Linked DNA regions of Homo sapiens: all the other regions are linked to region 1. Evidence: chromatin loops called from intact Hi-C (ENCODE). Cell type or tissue: Calu3. All regions are shown on one strand.

Region 1 (8,000 bases):
GTTTTAGAATAGTCTCACTATGTACTGGTCAGCATTTTATCCTTATCTATGTTATTCCAGGTTATTTGATGCAGAAATTGATGAGATATTCTAGGCTGACATGAGATTGTGTTTTATATACACCTAGATGATATACTAGACTGCTTACTCCAGTACTCCAGTACTTGGACACTAGAAAAACTGCTAGACTTCCCAAAGCTGTGATGTCCCCTTCACTCATTCAAAATTTATGATTCAACATCACTGAGGCTAGTGATGCTTTTTTCTTCTTGAACTATGTGACTAAATTTAGGGGAAATTTTATCCTTCTCACCATTTCCTTGAGTTTATAAAAACCAAAAATATTTTAAAAACCACATCATTATCTTGCCTGACACAGAAAAGCCTTTGATAAAATTTAACAATGCTTCATGTTAAAAACTCTCAATAAACTAGGTAATGATGGAACATACCTCAATATAATAAGAGCAATTTATGACAAATCCACAGCCAATATCATACTGAATGGGCAAAAGCTGGAAGAATTCCCTTTGAAAACCAGCACAAGACAAGGATTCCCTCTGTCACCACTCCTATTCAACACAGTATTGGAAGTTCTGGCCAGAGCAATCAGGCAAGAAAAAGATATAAAAGGTATTCAAATAGGAAGAGAGGAAGTCAAGTTGTCTCTGTTTGCCAATGACATGATTCTATATCTAGAAAACCCCACTACATCAGCCCAACAGCTTCTTAAGCTGATAAGCAACTTCAGCAAAGTCTCAGGATACAAAACCAATGTGAAAAAAATCACAAGCATTCCTATTCACCAACAATAGACAAGCAGAGAGCTAAATCATCAATGAACTCCCATTCACAATTGCTACAAAGAAAATAAAATACCTAGGGATACAGCTAAGAAGAGAAGTGAAGGACCTCTTTAAGGAGAACTACAAACCACATCTCAAGGAAATCAGAGGACACAAACAAATGGAAAAACATTTCATGCTCATGGATAGGAAGAATCAACATTGTGAAAATGGCCATACTGCCCAAAGTAATTAATGGATTCAATGGTATTCCCATTAAACTATCATTTATATCCTTCACAGAATTAGAAAAAAAAAACTACTTTAAAATTCATATGGAAGCAAGAAAGAGCCCGTAAAGCCAAGACAATCCTAAGCAAAAAAGAACAAAGCTGGAGGTATCATGCTACCTGACTTTAAACTATACTACAAGGCTACAATAGGCAAAATAGCATGGTACTGGTACAAAAACAGACACACAGAGCAATGGAGCAGAACAGAGACCTCAGAAAAAAGACCACACATCTACAACCATCTGATCTTCAACCAATCTGACAAAAACAATCAATGGGGAAAGGATTATCTATTTAATAAATGGTGCTGGGAGAACTGGCTAGCCATATTCAGAAAATTGAAACTAGACCATTTCTTTACACCTTGTACAAAAATTACCTCAAGATGAATTAAAGACTTAAATGTAAAATCCAAAACTATAAAAAGCCTAGAAGAAAATCTAGGCAATGCCATTCAGGACATAGGCATGGGGCAAAGATTTCATGACAGAAACATTAAAAACAATTGCAACAAAAGCAAAAATTGACAAATGGTATCTAATTAAAATAAAGAGCTTCTGCACAGCAAAATAAACTGTCATCAGAGTGAACAAACTACAGAATGTGAGAAAATTTTTTTTGCAATCTAGACATCTGATAAATGTCTAATATCCACAATCTACAAGGAACTTCAACAAATTTACAAGAAAAAAAAGAACCCCATTAAAAAGTGGGCAAAGGACATGAACAGACACTTCTGAAAAGAAGACATTTATGTGGCCAACAAACATATGAAAAAAAGCTCAACATCACTAATCATTAGATAAATGCAAATCAAAACCATAATGAGATACCATCTAATGCCAGTCAGAATGATTATTAAAAAGCTAAGAAACAACAGATGCTGGTGAGGCTGTGGAGAAATAGAATGCTCTTACACTGTTGGTGAGAGTGTAAATTAGTTCAACCATTGTGGAAGATGATGAGGCAATTCCTCAAAGACTTAGAATCAGAAATGACATTTGACCCAGCAATCCCATCACTGGGTACATACCCAAAGGAATATAAATCATTCTTTTATAAAGATACCTGCATGTGTATGTTCATTGCAGCATTATTGAGCAAAGACATGGAATTAACCCAAATGCCCATCAATGATAGACTGAATAAAGAAAATGTGGTACATACACACCATGGAATACTATGCATCCATAAAGGGGGATGAGATCATGTCCTTTGCAGGGACATGGATGGAGCTGGAAGCTATTATCCTCAGCAAACTAATGCAGAAACGGAAAACCAAACACTGCATGTTCTCACTTATAAGTGGGAGCTGAACAATGAGAACACATGGACACAGGGAGGGGAACAACACACACTGGGGCCTGTCAGAGGGTAGGGTTGGGGGAGCTATCAGGAAGAATAGCTAATGGATGCTGGGCTTAATACCTAGGTGATGTGTTGGTAGGTACAGCAAAGCGCCATGGCGCATGTTTACCTATGTAACAAAACCATCCTTCATTATCCCAGAACTTAAAAATAAGTGTCTTAATAAAATAGAATAGGTCTGATAATTAAAAATATTTTTAAGTGTTGCCATCACTATCTTTTTAACTTTTAAGATTCAGGAAGTACATTTGCAGGTTTGTTATATGAATATATAGCATGACACTCAGATTTGGGGTATGATTGATCTCATCACCTAGGAAGTGGTGATAGCACCCAATAGGTAACTTCAACACTTGTTCCCCTCCCTTTCTCCTCTTGTATTCTCCAGGGTCTGTTGTTCCATCATTATGTCCATGTGTGCCCAGTGTTTAGCTCTCACTTATAAGTAAAACATGTGGTACTTGGGTCTCCATTTCTGTTAGTTTGCTTAGGATAATGGCCTCCAACTGATTCCATGTTGCTGCAGATGACATGATTTCATTCTTTTTTATAGCTGCATAGTATTATTCCATGGTGTCTACATACCACATTTTTTTTTTAGTCTACCCACCATTGATGGGCATTTGGGTTGATTCCATCTTTTTGTTATTGTGAATAGTCCCTTCACATTTTCTTTTAGGAGAAAAGAGTTGATCTTAAAAGGCAGATTTATTCTTTCATAGATAAAAATTGTGTGCTGTTAGCCATATTCTTTAGATGAGCAATAACTTGTAGAATATATATTTTAAAATGTGTAGATGTTCTTGTTTTTAAACAAAGATTTGTTGATATACTTTAATTTCAGTCACTAAGTCCACGTTTTAGTTTAACCATAATTTTAAAAGGGCTATTTTATACTGCCATTTACAACACTTGCATATAACTTCTCTTATTCTTTCCTCATTCTCAGCTATGTAAAATGTTTTGCAGTTTTAAAAAGAGTGTCTTTAATAATATCCAGTATTACCTAATAAACACTTTATTATAATAATCAGAAAGATCATCTCTTAAAAAATATTCCTTAAGTCTATCATTTCATTCACTCAAATCAGTTCAAACTGTTGCCCCCCCACCATGGGTACATTTACTACCTAATAGTGTTTTCCAAAGTACTATTAATATTTTCTGATTATGCAGCAGAAATCTACAATGTCCCTGGAGTCACCAAACCTGCCTTAATTGATGTGTGCGCAAGGTAAGCTAAAATCAGACACGCATTTATCACAGCTGAAGTATTTTCTTCTATTTTAGGCTGAAGTGTGCGGGAGAGGACAAGTGCCGCTCCAACTCCCTCACATTTGCAGGCAGTCTGCATGCGTGGGAGTCTCCATCACTCACAAGGTCACGGAATCAGGAGAAAAAGGGACCAGAGCCGTGTGTGCCCGCTCCAGCTTCCCTACCCTCGCTTCTCGTCAGTGTTCTTTCCTCTCTTCTGGTCACAGAGTGCCACCAACTGTCCCCCTGATGGCTTCCTGGATTTCTGTGAACTGATCTAAGCCTCACTTTCACTTTGTTCTACGGAGGGCTTTTTCAGTCGATCTCCTCTGATTCTTCCCTGCTCACCTCCTCACCAGAAAAAAACATAAGTGACGGGTGAGAGAATGGTAATAAAATATTCTTTTCTGTCTTTTTCAAAGGCAAGGTAGTAGATTCACAAGGTCAGAGTTCTGCATTTTTTTCCTAAAGGACTTCGATTAAGTTCCTTGAGGTATCTGCAGTGAAATAAGTATCAACTGAAAGCTTTATGGTTTTTGAAACTTTACATTACTTTTTCTCCTACAGCAGCTTCATTAAGCCCGCTTGCTATTTACCTCTGACTTGCCACCCTGTAGGGCTGTGGAAAGGAATTAAATTAGACCTAATTAGATACTGGAAGCTGCTTCATATTCCATTAATAAAAGGCTTCCTACTTGGAGAAAATGGGATTTAAAATGTGTGAAATAAGCATATTATAGAGCTGTTCACTCACTGGCTCAATGCCACATCAGCTTTTTAGTGCTACTGTTTCTAGATAGGAAATAGGGAACTGCACAAAAGTACAGGCAACTGCCTATATTGGTATAGTATGAAACATGTTCCAAACTTCTTTGTCTATAAATCTCTTTCCCAAGGACTCTAAAATTCTCTCCTTTCTTGATTTGCATGATTGAGACAGTGAAGTCAACTCTTAGACAATGATATTTGGGCACATTTAAAATACATAGGATCAGTCATTTAGCTTAAATGTGCTGATGAGAATAACCGGCCTCGAGGGAAAAAGACAAAATACTATAAATTTTATGAGATTAGACCAAGCATGGAATCAGAAAGTGTTAGTTTTGAAGAGACTCTGGAAAAGGGTAGCCTGGTAACAAAGAAGCTGACGACCTTGAATGTTTTTGAGAAGAGAATATTCAACATGAGTTGGAGAGGAAGCAGCTGCTACCGCTACATATTCCACTGGGCAGTTATTCAATCTAGTCATTTTCATGTGCATTTAAAAAGTATCTTTATGGTCAATTTTGTCTGAGTTTTTTTTGTTACCAATAATGGGGGTGAATTTGACACTGCTTCCAAAATTTGGTAAGTTACCAGGAGAGGAAACTGGAAGTTGTTTGAGGTCAGAAAAAGATCAAGAAGGAAGAATAGAAACATTGATTAGCATCAGGCATTCAATGAAGGCTTGTTGAGGAAAAGACAGATGAAAGGCAGAAAAAGGAATGAAGGGAAGAAGGAAGGAAGAGAGGAAGGAAGGAAGGAAAGGAAGAAAAAAAGAAGGAAAGAAAGAAGAGAGAGAAGAGAAAAGAGGAGAAGAAAAGAGAAGAGAGAAGAAAGAAGAGAGAAGAGAAGGGAAATAATTCAAACTCAAAGGGCAGTGTTAGTGGCCACAGCAGAAATGGAAATGAAGGTGAATTCAGCGAGAGTTAGAGGCCAGATCCTGTAAACCTAGTATAAAAAAGGCAAAGTAAGCCTTTTCTTTCCCAAATACAATCTGGCAGTAAACCGTCCAAAGTGAGGCTCAGCTGGTGGAGGCTGAGGGGCTGTGTGGGGGACCTGGAACTATGACTTACTGCGTTCTCCTTGACAGCTCCCTGAAGCAGAACTCCGAAATCCCAGAGCTCTGTGAGACTCCATTAAAACTCACTGAATAAGTTTTTTTTCCCTAAGATTATTTGAGACCAGTCTTGCTTTCCTTTAGGATTCAGTAAACACTTGTTTCTATGGCAAAGAGTGCTGTGTCTCAAGTTCATAAACATATTTCTATCACTATTTTAAAGGGTTAGATTCCTAAAAGAGGGATTGTGACGGCATATAATTAACATTAGTTTATCCATAACTGTTAGCTTATATTTAGACAACTAAAATCCCAAAGCCTTTTTATATACTGTACTGCCAAATCAGCTCTCCCTCAGTTGGTGTTTGCATAATGAATACTTTGATCATAAATGGAAGTTTTGCTACCAATGGAGCAACTGGACAATGTGGCTTGAGTATTTGAAAACAATAACCCTTCTAATAGTTTCCTCCAAAATCAGGCATAGTGTTACCCCAAATCAGGTAATGTGGAAAACTACATGACTTTCTGGTTAGGGTGGCCCCACATCACTCCCTGCAGAGAGCAGAGGTGTATACTTGTTCTCTGCAGGCACAGAAATCCTGAATGAAGAGCAACAAGATAAGAAGGGTCAGGGCTATAGATGCCTCATTCTTCCGTCAATTCCACCTGTCAGGTAAATCACTTCCTTTCCTTTCAGAACTGACTTAAGTGGAAAAGAGAGGCTGGAGTAGAATTCTGATGGGGTCTTTCCACATAGAGACATAATGCCATGATAAAGGAAGTTCTCCCTGCTAGATTGATCTTGAATAGGAGCTCAGACATGAGGCTGGTGGTAGGGAGTGGAAGTGGAGTCAGCCCAGAGAAGGAGGCATTTTGTTACCTAAGGGGAGGAGAGACAGCACACTGACAAATATGAGGGTCTTTATTTAGGATTGTGTCACTCACGTACATCTCCAGAATAATATTCTACTAGCTGTAGTCTTACGTTAGGTCCCCATAGTTGCCCAACTGTGTCCTTATCTGGGCCTGGCTTTCTAGGTATTGCCAGTCCTGTAGTTATCCAATCTTGAGCATAATGGATCTATTTATTTTGAAATACCCCCAAGGTTACGTACAATAACGTATTCCTGAGTGCTTCTAGGGATGCAGACTTCACAAATCTTTATTTTTGGAAGTTATCATACATGTTTTTTCCCTTGAAATTTTGACATTTCTGTTTTCCACTGTTGTTTCAGAGGCTGCTAAAGTATCACTTTCTTACTCCATACCCTAAATGAAGTTGATATAGAATGGAACACTTAAATGCTTTTAAGGCTTAACTTCCATAACATTAATTGACTTTAATCTATATGGGCAATATTTACCTGTAATTACTTTAAATCAAAATAATGTGAGCACTTGACAAAATATCCACTACTATATCATGAATGGCTTTTGATAAAAGGACCACTCTCCTGCTTTATACCTCCTAATCTTCCCACTCCCCAGAAGCAACAACTTTTTATCATTTATGTTTTCAGCTTCTTTGTGGCTGCCTCCATAACTCTAGATAATGTTTACACCACTGTTTCTGAACTTAATCTCTTTAAACAGAATCCCATGCCTTAATGCCTTCCTACCTTGAAAGATGAAAATTTAGCTCATCTCTTCTTGGCCCACATTCTTCTCCATGTTCTTGCTACTTTTACTGTTGCTTTCGTTTCTAGTTTACTTATGTAACTGTAACTAGCTGTATTTCTTGTTCCCATCATTTTAATCAACAAGTGATGCCATTTTATAGGAGATGATGACTTCCTTCCCTATTGCCTATTTCCTATTACTTTTTACATTGTTAGGGATGTTAACACTTTCTATAAATCTGTAATTCTTTGTATTATGAGTTGACTATGAATGTTAAAAATCAATAGCTTTTATGTGATTTTTGCCTACACAAGATAATATCGTTCATATTTTCAATATCTTTGGCTTTTGTTTTATAATCATAGGTTTTTGTAAAGTTTTTCTTCTAGTTCATTTCATAAGCATATTTTTAACCTTTTAGTGTTTGTTCCCTGTTCTCTGCCTATTCCTTTTGATAGCATTTGATTCTTATTTTATGAATTAATACATTCTTACATGTCTTGTGTACACTGATTAGATTTTTTTTTTTTTGCTTTTTTTTTTTTTTGAGACGGAGTATCGCTCTGTCACCCAGGCTGAAGTGCAGTAGTGCGATCTCGGCTCACTGCAACCTCCACCTCACGAGTTCAAGCGATTCTCCTGCCTCAGCCTCCCAAGTAGCTAGGACTACAGGGGCGCACCACCACACCCAGCTAATTTTTGTTTTTTTTAGTAGAGATGGGGTTTCACCATGTTGGCCAGGATGGTCTCGATCTCTTGACCTCGTGATCCGTCCGCCTCGGCCTCCCAAAGTGCTGGGATTACAGGCATGAGCCACCGCACCCGGCCCACTGATTAGATTTTTAAGCTTTTTCTTGA
Region 2 (8,000 bases), 300 kb before region 1:
AAAGGAGGCAGAATCCTTTAGTTTAACTTGAACAGGATGGGCATTCTTTACTCATCCATATTGTCCTTCTGTTGTCCAGACTTCAGGATTAATTCCTTCCTCAAGCAGGGGACAACAAACAGTTGTTGCTTCTCCTATGTTCAGGTGTATAACAGCCCCTTCTTTTGCTAGAATGTGTCTCCCTAACAAGGGATTGGGGCTTTCAGGCATAATTAGAAAAGCATGTGAAAAGAGTAAAGTTCCGCAGTCACAACTTAGTGGCTGGGAGAAGTATCTAGTGACTGGCTGTCCTAGGATCCCTTGGATAGTGATAGATTGGGAGGACAGTTGTCTGGGACAGGAGAGTAAGACTGAGAAGGCTGAGCCAGTGTCCAGGAGACAGTTAACCTTCTGGCCCTCAATGGTCAAGCATACCTGGGTCTCTGTGAGGGTGATGGCATGGGCTGGCACTTGCACCAGGCACCCTCAGTCCTACTGCTGGATCATCTGGTTAGTGGCTTCTGACTCAGAGGACCTTCATCCCCTGGGGAAGTGGGCCTCCAACTGATTCCCTTGACATAAGGGGCATGGACGAGACGGTGGCTTATTGCTATTCAAACAATCTTTTTTAAAGTGTCCTTGTAGACTGTACTGGAAGCAAGCCCTTAAGCATTCGATTTGCTCAGGCTTTCCATGTTCCAGAGCCTCCAAAGTCTGCTTGCCTGAGGGCCATGACTAAAGCAGTGGCCTTTTTTTTTTTTTATCTCGTTTGTCCTGTTCCACCTGCTCCTCCTGATCTCTATTATAAAAAACCCAGGTTGCCAAGTTCAATAGGGTTTTTAAGTTTTGCTCCAGGCCTAAGGCAGACTTTTGAAGTTTTTTTAAACGTCTGCCGCTGACTGAGTGATAAACTTATCCTTTAAAATTAGTTGGCCTTCAATAGAGTCAGGTGACAGAGAGGTATGCTTCCTTAATGCCTCCCTTAGCCTGTCCAGAAAGGCAGTAGGATTTTCTTCCTTTCCCTGTGTTATAGTGGACATCATTGAATAACTCACAGGCTTCTTCCTAGTTTTTGTTAGTCCTTCTAGCACGCAAGTTAGCAAATGTCTGCAGCACCAATCTCCTTGTTCTGATTCTGCATTCCAACGAGGGTTTACACTGGGAACTACCTGCTGGCCTGTGGGGAATTGTTCTCTTTCCTCTGTTGTCATCCTATCATTGACCTGACTGAGACACCAGAGATCGCCAAACTCTCGGGCTGCAGTTATGGTGGCACTTCTCTCATTTGGGGTTAGTGTCTGATCTAGCAGTAACATTATATCTCTCCATGTCAGATTCAAGGATTGTCCTAACTCTTGTAAAACATCAATATAGCCATCAGGGTTGTTTGAGAATTTACCTAGGTCTATTTTAATTTGCTTTAAGTCTGACAGGGAAAAAGGTACATGCACTCTGACTGGGCCGAATTCTCCAGAATACATCTTAGGGGCATTTTTGCCAAAGGGAGAATGTTTCCCATCTGAAAAAAAAAAAAAAAACATAGGGATGCCAGCACCCCTAGTCATTTTCCAATGAGCATTAGTCCTAGAGCATCCTCTATGGTCCTAATGCTTATTTCTTTCCAGGGTGCATAACCACCCATGGACCTCTGCTTATTGGATTACTTACACTCACTGATGTAGCAGTCCTGCACATGTTTTCCCGCCTTTCTGGACCACAAAGAAAGGGGTCTAGGCTGCTGGATTCTAGTGGTCCTTTACCAGCTTGCCCAACATTGCCTTTGCACTCAGGGGTGAGTTCTAGAGCTGGGCTGTGTTCCTGAGTATTTCATAACAACCCAGCTGCCCTATCAGTATGCATTCCCATAAACAACAGTTCTTATGCAAATTTGTTTCAGAGAGGGTGTAGTAAGGATTTTGAGTAAGGATTGAGTAAGGATTGAGATAGAGTTTTTTGATTCTGTAAGTACTTTAAGGCTTGGCTGAGTGCAAACAGCTTGCACATTTGAGCAGACCAATTATTACGCAATTTTCCTAACTCTGTTTCCACAAGAGTCTCCCTATCAATTACTGAATACCCATTGTGGTTTTTTTTCTCAATCACTGGGAGGAGCCATGTATCTTCCTGTCCTGAAGGGAGTTCCTCTTAGGTCTGGTCGTACCTTTCTATGGTAATTAAGATTTAAATCCCCTGTTAGGAAATCTGCTAGGTTAAGGGATTTTTCAGTGGTTAATGTAAAATCACCTTTTTCTAACAGAACAGCCCCATACTTTAAGATTTTTGAGTTAGTAAGCTACCTTTTTGCTTTTTTGACTTAGAATAATTTTGAACTGGTGAGGTGTGCTCACAATGAGGTTTCCTCTAAAAGTTACTTTTCTACTTTGTTCCTTTAGCAAAGCAGTTGCCACTACAGATTGAATGCATTTGGGCCATCTGCTGGTTCCTGGGTTAAGGATTTTTGATAGGAAGGCTACTGGTTGTCAGTGGTTTCAGTGTTTTCAGGCTATGCCATTGTTTACACTGACAAGGTAGTATTGGAGTGTTACAGGGTCATGGAGATGACCTTCAATTATCAATTATAGGTTTTAAATTTACCCCGGCTTTTAAAAGAATAGGGCACACTGTTTTTTCTTTACTACTCTATCTCTTTTTCTCTCTCTCCTTCTCTTTTCTCTCTATGTCTCTCTCTCTCTCTCTCTCTCTATCTCTTCTCTCCTTGACTTACTCAATTCACTTTCATCCTGATCTATTATGTTGTCATAGACCCATTTCCAGTTGTTAAAGTACTGGGCCATCAGTTCTAAGGCCCTGGCCAAGGAGCCAAGGCTTGGAGATTGTATTGCTGAGGGGTAAGCTGGGTAGAAATCAGGGGAGGAGAGCATCTTACACAATGGGAGAGCAATCCTCCTAGCCATTTACAAACTTGGGGCCCTGGCAAGGGTGGTGGGGAACAGGTCCCATATAACTGCCCATGTCGAGAGCTGCATGCCTAAATTGGGAGAGACACCAGGGACAAGATTCCCTGGGTTCATAGCCTAGATGCCTAGGGACAGAGCATAGAGCTTCTTTAGATCCCTTGGGAGATACAACTTGCTCTAATACTTAGGAGAGGAAATGAAAGTCTGAACCATTAGTACCTAGGAGGCAGGGATCAGAGGAAGTAGATTCAGAGGTACGGAGAATTTTCGGGCTACACTTTCAAAAAAGTCATGGTTGGGGCCCAGGAGGTATGGGTCAGAAGGAAAGGGTTGCATGCATGGGCGACTGTTGAGTAGAGACTTCTGGCTGCGCCACGATCTCAACCAGCTAATGGGAGGAGTTCGGGATGACAGCTTTCTGCCTCTAGTCGGCCCTCAGCTTCCCCAGGAAAATTGAAAGTGGAAGCTGGTTCCAGGCAGACCAACGCTCCCAACCCAGAAGGGTTGGGGGTTGTTAGAAAGCCCTTTCCCAGAGAGCCTCACACCTGGGTCTTAAGTCCGGTGGCCACACTAATTGTTTTTAACTAGCTGACAGGTGCCGGTATTTTCCTCCAATTCTGAGGAAGGATAGGACAGAATAGCAAATGAAAGTGGTCCCGTATTACCCACCACTTTGGAAGTCCCTTTGTGGTCACCAAAATGTTACCAGGGGGGTGGTCCTTGTTCTTAGAGCTCCCAAGATGGTGGTGGGCCACTTCCAAGATGGCGGCAAGCCTCTTGTTCTCTGACCTGGAGTTCTTGGCCTCACGGATTCCAAGGAATGGAATTTTGGGCCATGCGGTGAGTGTTATAGCTCTATTAGAAGCCGTGGGTCACAGAAGAGATCCATGGAACATAGTGACTAGTATTCAGCTCGATTAGGATGAACTGATTAGGATGAACCAGGGCACTTAGCCATGCAGGAACAATGATGAACCTTTAGCCCGAATGGGAGTGGCAATGGGTGCCTCACTGGATCAGGAGCACAGTGGACACCCTGCCAGATCTGGAGGGTGGAAGTCAGTGGTGGGTCTGCAACAGCGGCAAACAGCAGTGGTGGATGGTGAGCAAAAGCTTGAGCTGTAACAAACACTGGCCAGAAGAGTGTGCAGTTGCAAGGTTTAATAGAGTGAAAACAGAGCTCCCATAAAATGGGAGGGGACCCAAAGTGGGTTGCCTGACATTTCTAAAAGTTCTTGTTCCAACACAATAGGTGGCAAACTGCAGCTGCCTGTTTCTATAAATTTGTTTTATTGGAACAGAGCCACACCCATATGTTGATATTGTCAGTAGTGACTTTCATGCTACCCTGGCAATTTAGTAGTTTTGACTATACTGTCTGGAAAGCCAAAGATAGTTACTGTCTGGACCTTTAAGAAAAATTTTTCTGATCCCTATTGGAAGTACTCAGACTTCACCTATGTTTACTTACCTGGACTCTTCTAAAAATAAGTAATCTCACACTTGAATTTTTCAGAGCTAATGTTACTTTAATAACTTTCCTTGTAATCATATTTTAAAATAGTTTAAAGTATTTTGAATAAGGAAACTAGGAATAAAATACACACAGTTTATTGATTTCCTCTTCCCACAAATTTGCTACTATATGCTTCCAAATAATAATTCTCTTTCACATAAGCTCATCTGGTCTCAATTTTAAACATAAAATTTTCAAAGAGGGTATAGTGAACAAAAATGTGATACCTGGCAACATGGAATGAGATGAAATTTAGTCTGTGGGTTTCAATTAATATTCTATAAATCCTTCATATCCTTTGCCTCTTTGTCCCAGTATACAGTTTTTTTTGTTTGTTTTGTTTATTTTTTTGAGGCAGGATCTCAGTCTGTCACCCAAGCTGAAGTGCAGTGATGCCATCACAGCTCACTGCAGCTTTGACTTCCCTGGGCTCAGGTGATCCTCCTGCCTCAGTCTCCCGAGTAGCTGGGACTACTGGCATGCACCATCATGTCCCACTAATTTTTGTAGTTTTTTTTTTGTTTCACCATGTTGCTCAGTCTTGTCTCGTACTTCTGGGCTCAAGCAATCCATCTGCCTCAGCCTCCAAAAGTGATGGGATTACAGGCGTTAGCCATCATGTCCAACTATATAGAGTCTTAAGATGTTAACTATTCTCTGTATTTACCCCATTATATTTCGGTTTTACCAATTTTCTGAATTTAACACTCCTATCACTATTATTTGCAAATGGTGACAAAGGAAAATCCTGCTTTGGAAATGATTGAGGATTTTAATAAGCTCAAGTTTTGACTCCTTGATACTTGAGTAACAGACAATTCCTAGAGTAATGTGAAAGACAATGAACTCCATCAAGTCTTTTAGATTTCTTGGTAGTAGAAGTCAGTGGAAATCAACATATGTGATACATATAAACAAAGGAAACTTAGGGTTGTTTTCTAACAGAAACCATATTTAAACATTTAAAATTATGTTTTAAATTCCTCATGTCTACCTTTATTTTTTTAAGCCACAGAATGATATGATTGCTAAAAGGGCACTTTACAAAGCTGGAGAAATTTATTGTCTAGTAATATCAGTATTAATATAATAAGAACATCATAGAGAGGTTCAGAAATCTGTTTTAAGATGAAACCTCATATGGCAGAAGGAAAGAAACCACAATCTGGAGAATTTAATTGGAACAAGTATCTAGTTTTAATTACAGTTTTGCAAATGTGCAGCTATAATAACTACATTTCCTTGATGTATATTTTCATAAGGAATCCATAAAATAAATTCAAAGGCAAGCAGATTGCTATCACTAATAACATCATTTCTCCTTAGAAACAGAATACAATTTCTAAATATTGTTTTGTGAAAAACAGATTAATGGCCCCGTCTGAAGGCACCATACAACATTTAAGTATTTTCTACATTTCTTGTTTGAAATGTCTTTCTTTATGGCTTTTATCAAAGGGTTAGAAAAAAGTAATCCCATAAAGATACTTGATTAGCTTGGTTAATTTCAATATCTCTAGTCTTCTCTAGATGGCAGTCATGCTACAGGGATTTAAAAACTGTTCTTGTTGAAATCCACATTAAGAATGCTCCAGAATTTCTGTATCTGGGTTTTTTTTTTGTTTGTTTGTCACAGTCCTCAAATAATGCTGATGAGAATGTTAAGCCTAGGAAAATGACAGAACTGTGATAAAATAGAATGGATATAGTGAATGATGCACATCTTAGGGCTTTACATTGGGACATGAAAACAAGGGGCATAAAGAGTACATAGAGAATGAGGGAAAATAAAATCCACAGACTAAAATTTGATCCTAGTCTATGTTGCCAGCTATCACATATTTTGTACATTGTTTCCTCTTTGAAGACTTCAAACTTAAAAAATGAAGCCAGTTGTTATGTGAAGGAGAATGACTATTTGGAAGTGCATGAATTTGAATTTGGGGCAAGAGAAAATCCAATCACATTTTATATATCTTCTGCATTCCATTCTTAGTCTTCTATATCCAGAGGACTTCCAGTCACTAAAAAACACAATTAAAAGCAAAGTGTCATTAATGCAACATTGGTTTTTGAGAAGCTCTAGTGCAATGTGAGGATTGAGTCCAGGTAAACTTAGATGAAATTGGTGCTCCTTAAGAGCAAAAGTTATTGCTTTTAAAAGCTGGAGGTATCGTGCTACCTGACTCCAAACTATACTGCAGGGCTCCAGTAACCAAAACAGCATGGTACTGGTACAAGAACAGACACATAGACCAAAGGAACAGGATAGAGGGCCCAGAAATAAGACTGCACACATGCAACTATCCGATCTTTGACAAACATGACAAAAAAAAAAAAAAAAAAGCAATGGGGAAAGGATTCCCTATTCAATAAATGGTGCTGGGATAACTGGCTAGTGATATGCAGATCGAGACTGAATCCCTTGTTTATGCCATATACAAAAATTAACACAAGATGGATTAAAGACCTAAATGTAAAGCCCCAAATTATAAAAACCCTGGAAGACAACCTAGGCAATACCATTCAGGACATTGGCATGGGCAAAGATTTCATGACAAAGATGCCAAAAGCAATTGCAACAAAAACAAAAATTGACAAATGGGATTGAATAAACTTAAGAACTTCTATAAAGAGCAATTATCAACAGAGTAAACAGACAACCTATAGAATAGGAGAATATTTTTGCAAACCATGCATCCAACAAAGGTCTAATATCCAGCATCTATGAGAAACTTAAACAAATTTACAAGAAAAAATAAAACCAAACAATTTTATACAAAAGTGAGCAAGGGACGTGAACATTTTTCAAAAGAAGATATGCATACAGCCAACAATCATATGAACAAAAGTTCAACATCACTGATTATTAGAGAAATGCAAATCAAAACCACAATGAGATACCATCTAACACCGGTCAGAATGGCTACTATTAAAAAGTCAAAAAATAACAGATGCTGGTGAGGTTTTGGAGAAAAAGGAATGTTTATACACTCTTAATGAGATTGTAAATTAGTTCAGCCATTTTAGTAGACAGTGTGGTGATTCCTCAAAGACCTAAACCCAGAAATACCATTTGACCCAACAATCCCATTACTGGGTATGTACCCAAAGAAATAGAAATCATTCTATTACAAAGACACATGCCGTGTATGTTCATTGCAGTACTATTCAAAGTAGCAAAGACATGGAATCAACATAAATGTCCATCAATGATAGACTGGATAAAGAAAATGTGGTACATAGACACCATGGAATACTATGCAACCATAAAGAAGAGTGAGATCATGTCCTTTGCGGGGACATGAATGGAGCTGGAGGCCATTATCCTTAGTAAACTAACACAAGAAGAGAAAGCCAAATACCACATGTTTTCATTTGTAAGTCAGAGCTAAATGATGAGAAGACAAGACACGGACACATAGAGGAGAACAACACACACTGGGTTTTTTTCGGAGGGCTGAGGGTGTGAGGAGGGAGAGAATCAGGAAAAACAATAATGGGTACTAGCCTGGCTTAATATCTATGTGATGAAATAATCTATACAAAAAAACCCCATGACACAAGTTTATCTATGTAACAAACCT
Region 3 (8,000 bases), 240 kb before region 1:
TATACATGTGCCATGCTGGTGCGCTGCACCCACTAACTCGTCATCTAGCATTAGGTATATCTTCCAATGCTATCCCTCCCCCCTCCTCCCACCCCACAACAGTCCCCAGAGTGTGATATTCCCCTTCCTGTGTCCATGTGATCTCATTGTTCAATTCCCACCTATGAGTCAGAATATGCAGTGTTTGGTTTTTTGTTTTTGCGATAGTTTACTGAGAATGATGATTTCCAGTTTCATCCATGTCCCTACAAAGGACATGAACTCATCACTTTTTATGGCTGCATAGTATTCCATGGTGTATATGTGCCACATTTTCTTAATCCAGTCTATCATTGTTGGACATTTGGGTTGGTTCCAAGTCTTTGCTATTGTGAATAGTGCCGCAATAAACATACGTGTGCATGTGTCTTTATAGCAGCATGATTTATAGTTCTTTGGGTATATACCCAGTAATGGGATGGCTGGGTCAAATGGTATTTCCAGTTCTAGATCCCTGAGGAATCGCCACACTGACTTCCACAATGGTTGAACTAGTTTACAGTCCCACCAACAGTGTACAAGTGTTCCTATTTCTCCACATCCTCTCCAGCACCTGTTGTTTCCTGACTTTTTAATGATCGCCATTCTAACTGGTGTGAGATGGTATCTCATTGTGGTTTTGATTTGCATTTCTCTGATGGCCAGTGATGATGAGCATTTTTTCATGTGTTTTTTGGCTGCATAAATGTCTTTTTTTGAGAAGTGTCTGTTCGTGTCCTTTGCCCACTTTTTGATGGGGTTGTTTGTTTTTTTCTTGTAAATTTGTTTGAGTTCATTGTAGATTCTGGATATTAGCCCTTTGTCAGATGAGTAGGTTGCGAAAATTTTCTCCCATTTTGTAGGTTGCCTGTTCACTCTGATGGTAGTTTCTTTTGCTGTGCAGAAGCTCTTTAGTTTAATTAGATCCCATTTGTCAATTTTGTCTTTTATTGCCATTGCTTTTGGTGTTTTGGACATGAAGTCCTTGCCCATGCCTATGTCCTGAATGGTAATGCCTAGGTTTTCTTCTAGGGTTTTTATGGTTTTAGGTCTAACGTTTAAGTCTTTAATCCATCTTGAATTGATTTTTGTATAAGGTGTAAGGAAGGGATCCAGTTTCAGCTTTCTACATATGGCTAGCCAGTTTTCCCAGCACCATTTATTAAATAGGGAATCCTTTCCCCATTGCTTGTTTTTCTCAGGTTTGTCAAAGATCAGATAGTTGTAGATATGCGGCGTTATTTCTGAGGGCTCTGTTCTGTTCCATTGATCTATATCTCTGTTTTGGTAACAGTACCATGCTATTTTGGTTACTGTAGCCTTGTAGTATAGTTTGAAGTCAGGTAGTGTGATGCCTCCAGCTTTGTTCCTTTGGCTTAGGATTGACTTGGCGATGCGGGCTCTTTTTTGGTTCCATACGAACTTTAAAGTAGTTTTTTCCAATTCTGTGAAGAAAGTCATTGGTAGCTTGATGGGGATGGCATTGAATCTGTAAATTACCTTGGACAGTATGGCCATTTTCATGATATTGATTCTTCCTACCCATGAGCATGGAATGTTCTTCCATTTGTTTGTATTCTCTTTTATTTCCTTGAGCAGTGGTTTGTAGTTCTCCTTGAAGAGGTCCTTCACATCCCTTGTAAGTTGGATTCCTAGGTATTTTATTCTCTTTGAAGCAATTGTGAATGGGAGTTCACTCATGATTTGGCTCTCTGTTTGTCTGTTGTTGGTGAGGGCAATTAGGCAGGAGAAGGAAATAAAGGGTATTCAATTAGGAAAAGAGGAAGTCAAATTGTCCCTGTTTGCAGATGACATGATTGTATATCTAGAAAACCCCATTGTCTCAGCCCAAAATCTCCTTAAGCTGATAAACAACTTCAGCAAAGTCTCAGGATACAAAATCAATGTACAAAAATGACAAGCATTCTTATACACCAAGAGCTTTAAATAAGCCTCTTTTCTTTGTAAATTACTCAGCCTCTGGTATTCCTTTGTAGTAAAGCAAACAATCTAATACACTTGGTTAAAGAAAGAGGAAAGCAGTGATTTTCATTTTGATGCAGCACTTTGGCCAGGCAGTGTTAGCATGAGTACATCAGCTGGTTATGTCAAGATGTGTAGCTGGGTTGCTTTTGCTGTTTTCTAGACTTTCCAGTCTTTTTTTCTTTCCTTTTGAAAGAGGAACTGAATCTTTAATTCTGTTTTTTTTTTTTTCAGTCTTGTTGCTTAACCATTTAATACACAGCAGGTCATCTGGCACATGTACTATTCTAAGCTTTATGGATACCATGATGGATACATCAGCATCCTCAAGGAGTCTGAAGTTGAAGTTGGAGATGTAAATAGATCATTCCTTCTTGCTTAATACGAGACTGGCTGGAGGCCTTCATTTTAAAGAAAGAAACTAACATTTGCTGAATTTTGACTGTGTCCAAGCACTATGCTAGGGGCCTTAACATTCATTATATACCACATAATCCTTGAAAAAATTCAGTGGTGTGGAAGAGTCCCACAGCATATCTACCAGCAGCCACCAACTCTCAATAGCTTTTTAGGCAACTTAAGGCTGAATTCACTGCTTTCTAAATGGATCTTGGTCAAGCTACTTAACTTTCCTGAAAATCAGTGTCCCCAAAAGATTAAATTGGTTGTAATTAATAATATCTACTTCCAGGATGAGAATCAAATGAAATAAAATAATTTACAATACTAAAATATTGAGCGTACTATCATAATTCAATGAATGTTTCCTCTTCTACATTCTTTCCATTTTACATTAAAATGAAAGGAATTGTCATTCTTTCACACATGGCTTCTCAAGGATAGAGCTCCTATAACATATGTATCACTGGCAACACTGAAAAGAATCCAGCGGAAATAAAAGCTGATGATCAATGGCCGGGTCTTGCCTTCAACCCTATCAGTGCTAGCTCCAGGGACATACAACTCCTGCTATATTGGGCATGAAATGATTTAACTGTTATGTTCTGGGCTGCTGTTAGCAGAGGGATGTTGAATGGTCTTACATGGGTAGTGTCATGGCTTTGTGGAAACAGAGAGTTCCTTTTCAGCTACTTTCTTTAAAAAATTTAATTTTCCTCATCCCTTCCATTTTTGACAGCAGAAGAATGCTGCAGCCATGTGAAAGCATTCTAGACCTAAAGGGAAAATAATCTCCCAGAATGTTCAGAGGAGGTTTCTGATTGGCTCAGAACCAACCCCTTAGACCTTCAAGGAGGAAGAATCACTATCAGGCCACATGAAGTATTAGAATTTATTGCCTATCAGTATGGGTAGTAAAATTTATTTTGAAAAGGATATATAAACACTTTTAGAAAATAGTACATATCTATGGTTAAAAAATTGTGCTATAGATTTAACTTGCTTAAGACTGTTGCTGCCCTTGCCAAATGCACTTTTATTTGTTACGTTAGATCTTTAAAATGACCTTGGTAGCTGTAAATTATATGCTTTGTATTGTTTCAACACAAATTGATTTCAACTTTCAAGTTGAAATGGCATCCTTTAATGCTCATGTTGTAAGCGGGAATATTATCTCTCTCATCCTTCTTTGTACCTCTTTTCTATCTCCTCTGTCTCATGGTTCTGTCATCAGTACCTTTGCTTTTCGTTGTTAAGTTCAGCCTTGAATGTAAAAAGGGAGAATGTGAGGCCATCTGGCAAATAAGTCAGGAACAAAGGTTTAAAGAAAAGTGAGGTTAAACAGTGTAATTCCTCTGGTGTTTACTTCTCTGATTATCTACCTCAGGATTCTGAAATTTGGTTGTGCAAGAGGATTACCTGGAGTGTTTCTTCAATAGGTAGTTTCCTGCATCCAAGCCCTAGAAAGTCTCATTCTGTCTGTTTGAGGTGCGCATAGAGTGCTTAATATTGACTAAGCACTGCAGACGGTGGTGATGCAGATGGTCCTCAGAGCATGCTGCAGGAAATATTTAATCTCGTTTCCCTTGGTGATGGAGAATAACACTCCTTTTGGCCCCAAATGGCAGAAGATGCCATTTCAAATGTTAGCTGTGTGCCTCCTAAGTCTAGTGAAATGGCCAGCTTATCCTGAGAACTCTGGAGTTGGTGGAAAGAATTGGAATCCAATAGCTGGCATCTAGAAGATAAATTTGTAGTATTGGATACATTTACCCATCATGCACAAGTTTATATCTTGGATTAATAGGATGCACCGAGTCATCAGGCACCCTGGAGGAGATCTTTCAGTGAAAACCAGCCGCTTTTGGAAGGGTTTCAGTTAGTCTTTGTAGAGGTAACTGGAGCTACTTCCCAGGAAGACCCCTATCCTGATAGATTTACTGAACTCTGCAAAATACATCAAGGATATTTTCCCTTGACCAGAAGAGATAATGGAGCTAGCACATGGCATTCCAATTATGTACTTCCAATACGTCAGAAGAGATGCCACTGGAACTGTCCCTTACTATTGATGCCATGGCTGAAAGCTTAGATGCCCATCGATCTTTATTTTTGTATAGTTAAGGGACACATTATAGGGAACCTCACTTAAAAAATTATTTCAGGTTTAGGGGTACATGTGAAGGTTGGTTACATGGTTAAACTTGTGTCACGGGGGTTTGTTGTGCAGATTATTACATCACCCAGATATTAAGCTCAGTACCTAATGCTATCTTTTCTGTTCCTCTCCCTCCCCCAAACCTCACCCCTCAAGTAGACCTCAGTGTCTGTTGTTTCCTTCTTTGTGGAACCTAACTTCTTTTCCAGTTAGCCTCAGGGACAAGTTACAGGATCTAACAGATTTATTCCTGCAGCGCCACCTACAGGAGAATGTATCAGTGAGGGTTCGATCAGGAAAACAGAGTCACTATGAATGCTGTGAATGAAGGCGTCTTACCTGATTGCGAAGATGTTGGGTAAGTGAAGGCCCAGTAGAGGGCGCTGGAGGATCAGAGAAAGAGCACCAACCAGCCTTCCTGAAGCACTGAGATGGGGGATAAGTCAGTTTTCAGGGAAATCAGAGAAGCTAGGTATACATCTGAGGACTCCAAAGGCAGGAGGCCCTGGCTCTGATGCTTCTAAGGCAGATGAATTGGGTGCCAGTGGTGGGGGCGAGCATGCATTGGAGTGTTCCTTGTGGGCCAGAGGTGAGCCCCAAAGGAGAGAGCTGTTCTGGGGCCATTCAAATTCTGTCCAAGAGGTCTCTGCAAGAGAGCTGGAAGGACCACACATGAGCAGCCTGTCTGAGAAAAATCTGTTGCTGCTGTCTAGGTAAGCCTCCTTGGTTGTTCTCTGGCGAGACTGAAGCGCCCACACAAGCCATCCAAGGAAAGGAGTCGGTTTTGGTCATCCCTCCCAGCGAGAGGTGGCTGGAGACATCTGCAAATGCCAGGAAAAACCCGCTCCAGATTGTACTGGGTCTGACCTTGACTTTTTTTCCTTTATCTTCTCCACGCCTGGAGGGACCCATGGCAGAGCTAGAAAATCATCTGGGAGAAGAGGCAGTGAGGTGGGGAAACAGAAGAGAAGCTGAAATATACCCTATTACAACCTTCTGAGCTTGTCTAACCTAGGAGAGGCGAGGTGCTTTCACGTTAGGTAAAATTCACGCTTTGAAAAACATTGGACTAAGTTGTATGTATTTGTTACTATTCTTACGATTGAAGGTAAACAGGTTTTTGAGTATTGAGTAGTGATTGAAGAAGTTATGGACTTTATCAGAGAATTCATACAGTGGCAGGGAAAGAACTGGCGCACAGAGTGAGTTTAAAGAGCAGTGGGACAAAGAATAAAGTTAGTTTCTGATTAAGTCACATGGTCATGAATGTTCAGCTTAGCAGTGACTTGCCATGGTAAAAATGTCAGGCAACCCATAGTAGTTTCATCCAGCTTATTTTGACTCCAGTTTATTTATTTACTTGAAAGACAAGTAGAAGAAAAGAGTTTCTGAATATTTGGAAGATTTTGCCGAAGTAAGTAAATGCAGTTGCATGTAGTTGAAGAGCATCAGATAAGACAAAACTGAGCCTTGTTGCAGAAGAAAATCTTGCTCAGTGGCACTGGAGCTGCTGCCACGTCTTCACTGACTTATCCCTAGTTTTTAGAAGCTGCTGTTAACTTCCTTTGATGGTCTTTGGTCAGTAGCTAAGCCTATAATATGAGCCTTTAGCTGCTTGGGAATTTCAGTCTTATTTTGCTATCTTCATCCTTTTACAACTTGTAAAATCTATGCAATTGAGTTGAAATTTTTGATTTCTACTCAAGAATGCAGAAGATGAAATGAAGAGGTAATGTCATATATCTAAATTATCTAAATTCCAATCTCCTTTTGCCTGAATTTGTAAACTCCTATATGCTTGTGAACCCCTTAGTATAGAGGTGGAAATTATATGGCTTATTCATAACAGGATAAAAATCTTAGACATAAAATTAGAAATAAAATAAACTGGAATATGAACTTGAAATAGTCCTAATCTCTATCCTTTTTCCCTTGGAAAAACCCTAATTCTTTTTTTCTAAACTTAACCCTAACCATAATCCTCTAAATAATATAGGAACAATTTGATTATTGATTTTGTGACTATAAACGTTTTTATTAAGCTTCACGTTTTCGAATATAAAGAAATTGTGAAAATGAAGCATTTTGCTGAACCAAAATTGCATTGTTAGTTCTTGCAAGCATGGGTTTCTTTTCTTGTACTAAGTAAAATTTCTTAAAGTGTAAATCAAAAGCTAGTACCTAAAGAAAATTCTGGCTTTCCTGCTGGTTCACCCTTGCTTAGTGTCCTATGCAGGGATGGGATGGGTACCCTCAGGGCAAAAGTACTGGTTAAGCTTCTTATGGTATCTACAGCATGCAGGTCTGCCCTTGAGCCCAATGGAGAAATTTACTAGGATGCCATCTGAGAGTGTGAACCCAAATTGCCCTATTTCAGACCTTTTAAAATGCCCCTTCGAAAGAAGTGTCTATTAGAAAAAGCCACCTTGGGACAGTAATTGACATCTCATCCTCAGTATGCTTTCAGTGTTGTCCTTGAGTCGGATTTGATGGCTGAAAAGCAATGTACCTGGTTATTAGCTTTGCCCTTTGTAGCTACCCTCCCTGAGCTGCAGCATAATGGGATGTTCCCAGTTTTTATGGAGGTCGCAACAAGAAAGAGGCATATGAAATTTGCTCCTTCATTTACTCTGACACCCTCTATTACGTTATTTAATGTACTTTGTATAAATCCTCACATGAGCCATTCCTTTAGAGTTTGGTTACAGGTAAAAAACTTGTCTCTCCTAAGGAATTTGTTGCTAAGCTTCTTTCTCTTAGGTTATAAGAACTCAGTATTATTTACACACTTACATTTTATTTCTATGGTTCTGAAATACTATTGCAATTTATAAACCTTTTTAAGCCATAGTTTACATGTTGTTCCAAATTATTTTTGGGAAGGGGTAAAAATTAATTAAACAAACCAATAATATTCTGTGATTGTCCTAGTTTAGTAGCCTTAAAATATTACTTTTAGAAAAACTACCTTTAAAAGATGTTCTAACTGCCAAGTTATTTAAAAGTATAACATAAAAATATCCTTATTTTAACATGGGAAATAACATTATGTATTTTATGGCACTATTGTGGTGATCACCTCCTCACCTAAAAAGAATGGTTGAATATTCTTCAATTTATTTACCATTCATGCAGTACATAACAATATGTCTCACTCAAAGGGTGTGTTTATTTTCCCTATTTATTGCACTTTTGTTGTTATCATATATAATTGTATCAAAAGTCAAGCCTTCATTATACAATAAGTACATGTATACATGTATTCACAGTAAAAATCAAGTGATGGATTTACTGATTTTTAAAAGCATATCCCCAATTCATTCGTTTTTTAGACTCTTTTTGCCCATTTCAAAGAAGCAATAAACAGTATCTAGTCTTTGTTGTTTTTCTGATATAATATTTTCTTCTTTTCATAATCAGCTGCACTTTTGTAACCTCTTAG

The links. Peaks named below come from ENCODE experiments on the same cell type or tissue, not always from the same donor. Only the 100,000 strongest peaks of a DNase experiment are listed, where the experiment ranks them.
Region 2: a loop joins it to region 1, with 4 times the contacts of the local background. A loop is called at or near these places in 2 of 110 quality-filtered maps.
Region 3: a loop joins it to region 1, with 8 times the contacts of the local background. A loop is called at or near these places in 5 of 110 quality-filtered maps.

What each region holds. Positions count from the first base shown.
Region 1 is chr4:170,493,427-170,501,426 of GRCh38, forward strand. No RefSeq gene overlaps it. Among named protein-coding and RNA genes, the nearest start is that of LINC02512, 150 kb to the left of the region's middle. RefSeq lists an enhancer at 3,662-3,971. In Calu3, no CTCF peak of the experiment used is centred here; a DNase peak (open chromatin) is centred at 3,905.
Region 2 is chr4:170,192,991-170,200,990 of GRCh38, forward strand. No RefSeq gene overlaps it. Among named protein-coding and RNA genes, the nearest start is that of LINC01612, 30 kb to the right of the region's middle. In Calu3, no CTCF peak of the experiment used is centred here; no DNase peak of the experiment used is centred here.
Region 3 is chr4:170,254,885-170,262,884 of GRCh38, forward strand. All of the region lies in intron 1 of LINC01612 (long intergenic non-protein coding RNA 1612), which reads left to right. Among named protein-coding and RNA genes, the nearest start is that of LINC01612, 32 kb to the left of the region's middle. In Calu3, a CTCF peak has its summit at 4,889 (motif pointing right); a DNase peak (open chromatin) is centred at 4,867.